Linked DNA regions of Homo sapiens: region 1 is linked to region 2. Evidence: chromatin contacts called from ENCODE Hi-C or POLR2A ChIA-PET data. All regions are on one chromosome and are shown on one strand. Each heading gives the region's core, a stretch centred on a gene start or an enhancer-like site at or near the end of the contact. The rest is flanking DNA. Distances are from core to core; before and after follow the strand shown.

Region 1 (3,944 bases), core at 923-3,422, 110 kb before region 2:
GCGTGGTGGCGCATGCCTGTAATCCCAGCTACTTGGGAGGCTGAGGCAGGAGAATCACTTGAATCCGGGAGGCGGAGGTTGCAGTGAACGAAGATGGCGCCATTGCACTCCAGCCTGGGCAATAAGAGCAAAACTTAGTCTCAAAAAAAAAAGTTATAATACATTATAAAACAATATACATATGTACCATAATATATGTTTATGTTTATAATTTTATATAAATAATAGATTCATGTAATTTTTACATTAATATAGAACAGAAGTGCTTTAAGCCCCAAATGCCCATTTATTCCTTCCCTTGGTTCCAGTTTTAAACCCAACTCCTGAAACCTGGCGGGACCTGCATCCTGAATCCCAGGTTAATCCAGTTTCCTATAAAAACTTTTTCAAAAGAAAGCATTTTACCTTTTCAAAGTCAGGTAGTTAGCAAAAAGAGACATTTCAAAGTAAAACATTTAGGAACTAAGAGGTTACACTGGCGCCCCGTTAGACCTCAGTCCTCCTTTTAGCACAGAGGGTGGAAAGATGCGTGGGGCTCTGTTCTCAGGATGGGCTCTGACTCCAGGCCGGCTGTGGCAGGGGGACCAGGGGTGGCCGTGCCTCTTTGACCTGACTTTGTAGTCCTTTTAGGAAGAGCTCAGTGGGTTGTTGAACTGGCGTGGATGCCCTTGGTAGCCCTGCCAGAGAGAGGAATAGGACACAACCCCCACCCATCCTCCTGTCACCTGCCTTCACACTCACAGTCCCTTCAGTCACCAAACGGGAACAGCACAGCTCGGCCCTGCCTGGGTTTCCTCTCCCCTTGTTTGCAAGGACTCCTGAGAATTCACACACATCCTGGGTGTCCTCCCTGCCAGTCACCAGCTCAATCCTGCTGGTGCCCACTGCAGAAACAGACCCCTCTCTTTTTTTTTTTTTTTTTTTTTTTGAGATGAAGTCTTACTCTGTCACCCAGGCTGGAGTGCAGTGGCGCCATCTCAGCTCACTGCTATCTCCACCTCCTGGGTTAAAGCGATTCTTCTGCCTCAGTCTCCCGAGTAGCTAGGATTACAGGCTCCTGCCACCACACTCAGCTAATTTTTTTGTATTTTTAGTAGAGACAGGGTTTCACCATGTTGGCCAGGCTGGTCTCGAACTCCTGACCTCAAGCGATCCGCCCGTCTCGGCCTTCCAAATTGTTGGGATTATAGGTGTGAGCCACCATGCCCAGCCCAAGCCCCTCTCTTAAGTTCTCCAAGCACAGCTTTAACAAAACTCCCCATAACCTCTGCAGAGATGCCATTCTCTCTCAAAGAAAGCCACATTTTACAGTGACTAAGAGGAGCCTGTGGCCTCACGTTGTCCTGCATTGCACTGTCTCCTTTCCAGAAAAGGTTCACGTTTTATCCTTGCATAACCCAAAGACCTATTAAAATCTTTTCCTAAAAACAAAAGGGATTATTCCCACAAGAGCAAGTTGCTTCCACCTCCACCGGAGACAAAGAAATTGGAATCAAAACCCCAAGCCCATGTGGCTCAGAATAGCAGTTTGCTCTTTTTTTCTTGCCATTGCTTTTTTCAAAAATAGCGGAGGCCATTTTTTGCACACCACATTCTATACCTGTTTGGAAACCAAAGGCTGAGTCTGAAAGAGGGTCAGGGACTGGGCTGGGAAGGGAAGGCTGCAGGAGAGACTCAGGAAGAGGGAGTGAGGTCAATGAACACAGCAACCGCCAGTTTTTCCAAGACTGAGACCTTTTATCGTGGAGTCAGATGTGGGGAGAGGGGGCCAGGCGTCAGCTAGCTGTGGGATCACGGGCAAGTCTTGGAGGTGCCTCTTCCAGCTTCAAATCTCTGTGTACTTTGGGGAGGCAGGGGGTTTGCTTCCCAGGTGCAGGCTTGCACCTGCCTCTTTCTGGATTGCATCAGAGCTGCTCAGGACTCATTTCCCCACCCCCACAGGCGCCTACAGCTCCCTCCCCCTCCCATAACTTATTAGCTACAGATAACATCCCTTTGTTCTCCCAGTGACTCCACACCCACAGAAGGAGAGGGGGATGAAGAAATCTGCCAGGAGGGTGCCTCCCGCCAGTATCTGATGAAGGTAAGAGGTAAGAGGCTGCCCGTTTACTGCTTGTGCCTTCCAGGGAAGCTTCTTCCCCAGGGCCACTACCCGTTTCGGGAGGCGTTTCTGGGCTAGGCTTCCTGGCAGGGGAGGCTCTCAGGCACTGGGGCCGCTGAGGGTATGTGGTGAAGCGCTTGGCTTGGAAATCTTTGCCTTAGGGACTCATTAAGAATTTTTTCAGGGAATCCTCGTCGGGTGTCTTCCAATGGCTTCCCACCAGGTTACAGTCAGGCCGAAACTTCTTTTTTTTTTTTTGAGATGGAGTCTCGCTCTGTCGCCCAGGCTGGAGTGCAGTGGCGCGATCTCGGCTCACTGCAAGCTCCGCCTCCCAGGTTCACAGCATTCTCCTGCCTCAGCCACCCGCGTGCCCGGCATGGCCCAAACTTCTTAGCCTTTTTTGCCAGTCCTTTTCCCAGACCCACTGAGCTCCAGTTACATAGAACCACGTGCGATTTCCTTGAAAATATTATGCATTTTCATGCTTCCGTGACTACTTTGCATATGCTGTTTCCTTTGCCTGGAGTGCCCCCTACCACTTCTCTTCTTAAAGAACTCCTATTCATCCTTCAAGACCCTACTCAAAAGTCAGGTTCTTTTTCAAAGCCTTGCTTGACTTCTCAGACAGGGTGGGATGCTCTGTGCTCTAGGCACAGGGTTCCTTCCCTGGCTCATCTGGGATTAGGGTAATTATTAGAATTTACATGTTTATCTTCCTTCTAGTTGTTCCTCCAGGGCAGGGACTGTCATTCACCTTTGCAAATGTGGTGTACAGCACAGTGCCAGGCCCTCGTAATTCCTCAGCCAGTATTTGTGGCAGGATAAACACAATTTCTTCTGGATTTATTGTAATTTTGAGTAGCATTAAGAGAATGCTTTTGTCTCTGTGGACATTCCCTGGCCTCCAGTGGCATCTCTCCAGACAAAGGTCACATATTTGTGAATCTGTATATTCACACAGCATCAGCATGTCACTTCTCAGGTATTTTACATCTGATTTATTTATTTTACACATTAACCCTATGGGTGGTTGTTATTGTTGCCATCATAAAATAAAGAGATCGAGATGCTAAGAGATTAAGTACCATGTTCAAGGTATCAGCACTTGGATGGCAGAGCTGGGACCTGAAACCAGGTATTCTGGCTGCAAAATCTTTTATCTACATCTGAGTTTCTGAGTAAGTGGTCTTTGAATCAGTAGGTCAGCGTCCCCTGGGGACTTGTTAGACAACCCAAAACTCCAAGGGTGGGGCCCAGCAATCTGTTTCAACCAGCCCTGCAGGTCATTCTATCCTCAAGTTAACACTGGCCTGTGCCACAGCTGCTCCAGTAGCTGTCCACAGCCATGGGAGGGCGCTCCAAGGCCGACTTTCACCACTGGGAACCTGTCAGGCACAGCAGAAGGCAAGAAAATGCATGAACTGGGAATTAGGCGGCAGAGTTCTAGTCCTGCCAGTTCTGCAATTATTGGTTGAGTGATTTGGAGCACATTATTTAATGTTTAACCTCCCTGGGCCTCAGTTTTCTCATCTGTAAAATGAGGATGATGACTAAATGTTCTCATCTCTAATTTCCCTTTAAATTCTGTTATTCAGCTCTCCTTTGGAGTAATATGTTGTCTGTGCCAAGGATGGAATGAAAACAGAGTATGATGGCTCATCTTGACTTTTTCCTTACTTACAAATGGAGAGCCCCAAAGTCCAAATCCTTGGACCAGCTATCCCCCAACTTCCTCCTTAGGGGCAGAAGGTGAGAGCAAGCAAACATTTGAGTTGATTCATGAAACTTTACTGGGCAAAGAATAGAAAATGTTGGTTTGGACCCTCCTTCACTATCTGGGGCC
Region 2 (3,814 bases), core at 827-3,326:
GATGGTAAAGTTCTGGAACAAGACAGAAGTGGTGGTTGAATGTATTAAATGCCACTCTATGTATTACATGCCACTGAACTGTTCACTCTAAAATGGTTGAAAAAATTAAAAACAATGAACTCCAGTCTTAAAACCAGATTCTTACCTCTAGAGTCCTCTCCACTATACTTTGTACTTACCTTACACACCATGGACGTCATTGCTCCAAGCCGAGCAGCTTGGACACACTGGTTGGCACCTTTCCCTCCAAAGCCAATAAAAAACTTATGTCCATGGATGGTTTCTCCAGTTTTTGGCAAACGAGAAGTAAGACTATTGTAATTTAAAAAGAGAAGAAAAAAGCATATTGGTAACTGTAATCAATTTAAGTTCTTTAGAAGAGAGGGAAGGCTATATGGTAGAGCTCTAAATAGTCTTAACAATTAGAACTATAAGCAGAAGCAACGAAGATTATCTCTTCCTTTAGGATGACATTTAGTAGTTTGCATCATTATCAAGAATGAGTCTCCTTGACAGAATTCCTCTCTCTCTCCTAGAGACCACTACTGTGGCTAGTGTTGTACTGCATCAGGGTTATTCATGAATACTTTTCCTTCATATTCTCTTTCTTAATGCCAGCACAGAACTTTATTCACAGTGGGATTTAATAAATGGGATGAAATTAATGTATATTTCTATATGGGTTTATCTGGTCACTTTAACAAGAAGCAGGAAGTGTTAAACCAAGAAGCAGGAAGTGTTAAACCAGACCAGGATTCTGATAATCAAGTACAGGACCTAAGGAGAAGAGGGAAGTTACAATTCCAGGTGCTAAAGAATCTTTTTTGTTTACTAAGGGGTAGAGTAAGAGTGGGGTGTTCAGAGAGCAGGATCAGGTTTTAGTCTTAGTCCATCCTGCATACCACATCATTTCACGTGCTCACTCAAAAAGGGTGTCTATTTTAAAAAAGGAACACTAAAGAGCTAAGTTATTTTTAAATTTTTATTATGGAAGATTACAAACCTATAAAAGTAGAGAAAACAGCATACTGGCTTCCCTTTCCCTCATTCACCTATCATCCAGATTTAATAATTTAATACTTATTGTTTCATAGCCAATCTTGTTTGAGTCAATACCTTCATCAGCTTCTCTAAGAGGTAAGAATTTTTACCATAATGCTATTATTGCCTAATGATGATAGTATTAAGTGAGGCAAAAAGAATAAAAGGTTTGATCCAGGGTAAGATTTTTATATTTCATATTATTAAAGATGGAAGGTGTGAGGAAATAAAATATTTGAAGGATGGAAGGAAATGATTGACTTTAAAATGAAAGAGGCATTCTGGGGAGTTCTAGGGCAAGTGAAGAAGATGGGCTCAGGTGGCACGAACACTGGCTAGCTGGCCACAGAGAAGTGGGCCAAGGGCCAGAGGGAGCAGATAAAAAGAGGGTAGGTGTGACCAAAAAAGGTTAACTAGCTTTAGATAGGAAAGAAAGGTAAAGAGGTAAGTTCACAATGGTAAGGCCACTGAGAACCTACACTGCTTTTACAGGTTAGAAATTTATATTAATTTTCCACATAGGTTGTGATCTATCTGAAGTCAGTATCTTATATTAGAACAGAGCAATGACAAGTCCTAACAGCCAGTTTGCAACGGGATGACATATAACTGATGCTAAGAACACACGATTGCTTCAATAAAGACCAAGCTCAACCTGTTAACCTCCTTTATATAGCTCTAAAAGTGTCAATAAATTGAGCTGAACTACTCCATTCCCTTGCAGTACACTGTCAAATATGGTTGAGATTCAAAAGAGCCTCATCAATAATTTGAAAACATCCCACTCCTCCCCTTTAAATTCTATTTTTATCTTGGATTCTAAATGCATTTATAGTACTGATGAAAAAAAATATACATCTAGAAGGTTCACTTCTGAAAAAGGTACTCAATCAAGAGAAAAATGGTTTTAATGTAATGTTATTATCCTGTCATTTAATTTAGCAATGACAAGTGATGATGAGATTTTGATTTGCATTAGAAATCTTAAACATCTTAGGATTCTGTTATGAACAGGCAATGATGAGTAATCTGTGTGATTGAGTAACTATGTGAATTCTTGGCTTACTGATGCTGCTACAAACAACACTCAGAGCAACCTGAAAAAGAAAAAATATACCATGTGGCTAAAAACAGGCCAAATAACTTGATTAGTAAGACTGTCACTAAAGAAACTTATGATTTCCACTACATCTATACTTAGATCTGGGTTACAATTCACTGGTTTGAATCAAGTGTAATTTTTATTACTAACTGTGAGAATTCATTTAAAAATCACCAGATTATTACTGGGATGTATATATATATGTGGGGGAAGGGCAAAATCATGGGTACAGTAGGTGTGTTTGATGTGGGAGCAGATGGCTGGGATTTAAACTCATTTCTAAACAACTTCTATTAACACAAGCATTGTATTAATTCAGTGATCACTGAAATTCTTCACTCTTTTGGTATTTTACTAATTTCTCCTCTTTTTCTTCTGCATCCTTCCCCTACTCTTGTCTCTTTCTTCCCTTAACTGTAGACTTTCCCTGCATGAGGACAGGGACCAAGTCTGTCATGTTCTCCATTTTATGCAATGTGTCTGTCACTTGACACGAGGTTAACAGATATTTGCTGATTGAACAGATTTTTGTAAGAGTCTCCCTTTGTCTCTGTCTCTGTCTCTCTTTCTCTCTTTTTTTTTTTAAACAGAGTCTCTCTCTGTCACCAAGGCTGGAGTACAGTGGCACGATCTCGGCTCACTGCAACCTCCACCTCCTTGATTCAAGTGATTCTCCTGCCTCAGCCTCCCAAGTAGCTGGGATTACAGGGGTGCGCCACCAGGCAAGGCTAATTTTTGTATTTTTGGTAGAGAGGGGGTTTCATCATGTTGGCCAGGCTGGTCTCGAACTTTTGGCCTTAAGTGATCCGCCTGCCTTAGCCTCCCAAAGTGCTGGGGTTACAGGCATGAGCCACCGCGCCCAGCCTCCCTTTGTCTCTTTTCTGTGTCTCCCCCGTATAGCATCTATTCCTGTTCTGAAATGAGGATGTGGAGGTGTTGATTAGGGAAGCAGGGGGAGACTGGCAGGGATGACTGGGCAACTGTCCGACAATAACAACTCCATATTTTACCAGATCTTGCCCACTGCACTCCCAGTATCAGCAGCATTCCTCTTCCACAAGCAAGAACTGTAACTAGAAGTCATATATTCCTTCATTCATGCACTAATTCAACAAATGTTCATCACTGTGTCCTGATGTATCTCCTACAAGGCAAAATCAACTTGTTGACAATGGCATTAAACCTAACCCTGATGCAAGTAATACACGAGTGAAGAAAATAATTCACGGAATAAGGAGATTAGTATGTTCCATTTCTTTTTGGGGGGGGGGTGGAGTCTCACTTTGTCTCCCAGGCTGGAATGCAGTGGTGTTATCTCGGCTCACTGTTACCTCTGCCTCCTGGGTTCAAATGATTCCCCTGCCTCAGCCTCCCGAGTAGCTGAAATTACAGGCATGCACCACCATGCCCAGCTAATTTTTTTTGTATTTTTAGTAGAGATAGGGTTTCATTTTATTGTCCAAGCTGGTCTTGAACTCCTGATCCCCCTGCTTCAGCCTCCCAAAGAGCTGGGATTACAGGTGTGATCCATGGCGCCTGGCCTGATTTTTTTTTTTTTTTTTTTTTTGAGACAGAGTCTGCTCAGTTGCTGAGGCTGGAGTGGAACACAAAAATGGCTCACTGGAGCCTCAACTTCCTGGGCTCAGATGATCCTCCCACCTTAGCCTCCCA

Evidence for each region. Hi-C counts contacts between places; a loop is a spot of excess contacts on that map. ChIA-PET counts read pairs that join two places held with the same protein, here RNA polymerase II (POLR2A). Pooled maps may share reads with other maps.
Region 1: a loop to region 2 is called in a pooled map, with 4 times the contacts of the local background. The contact joins two enhancer-like sites. A Hi-C loop is called at or near these places in 1 of 168 maps with a recorded cell type or tissue (posterior vena cava) and 1 of 50 pooled maps. POLR2A ChIA-PET finds 5 or more read pairs at or near these places in 5 of 52 experiments (CD8-positive, alpha-beta memory T cell, Caco-2, HepG2 and 1 more).

The regions. Positions count from the first base shown.
Region 1 is chr2:27,750,865-27,754,808 of GRCh38, forward strand. No RefSeq gene overlaps it. Among named protein-coding and RNA genes, the nearest start is that of MRPL33, 19 kb to the right of the region's middle. RefSeq lists an enhancer at 1,756-2,374. Within about 2 kb of position 2,173, at least 10 of the 41 ENCODE cell types and tissues checked have a DNase peak (open chromatin) inside an H3K27ac peak, as active enhancers do.
Region 2 is chr2:27,858,260-27,862,073 of GRCh38, forward strand. It overlaps RBKS (ribokinase), which reads right to left. Exons shown (of 8, transcript NM_022128.3): 2 at 180-312. Among named protein-coding and RNA genes, the nearest start is that of RBKS, 30 kb to the right of the region's middle. Within about 2 kb of position 2,077, at least 2 of the 41 ENCODE cell types and tissues checked have a DNase peak (open chromatin) inside an H3K27ac peak, as active enhancers do.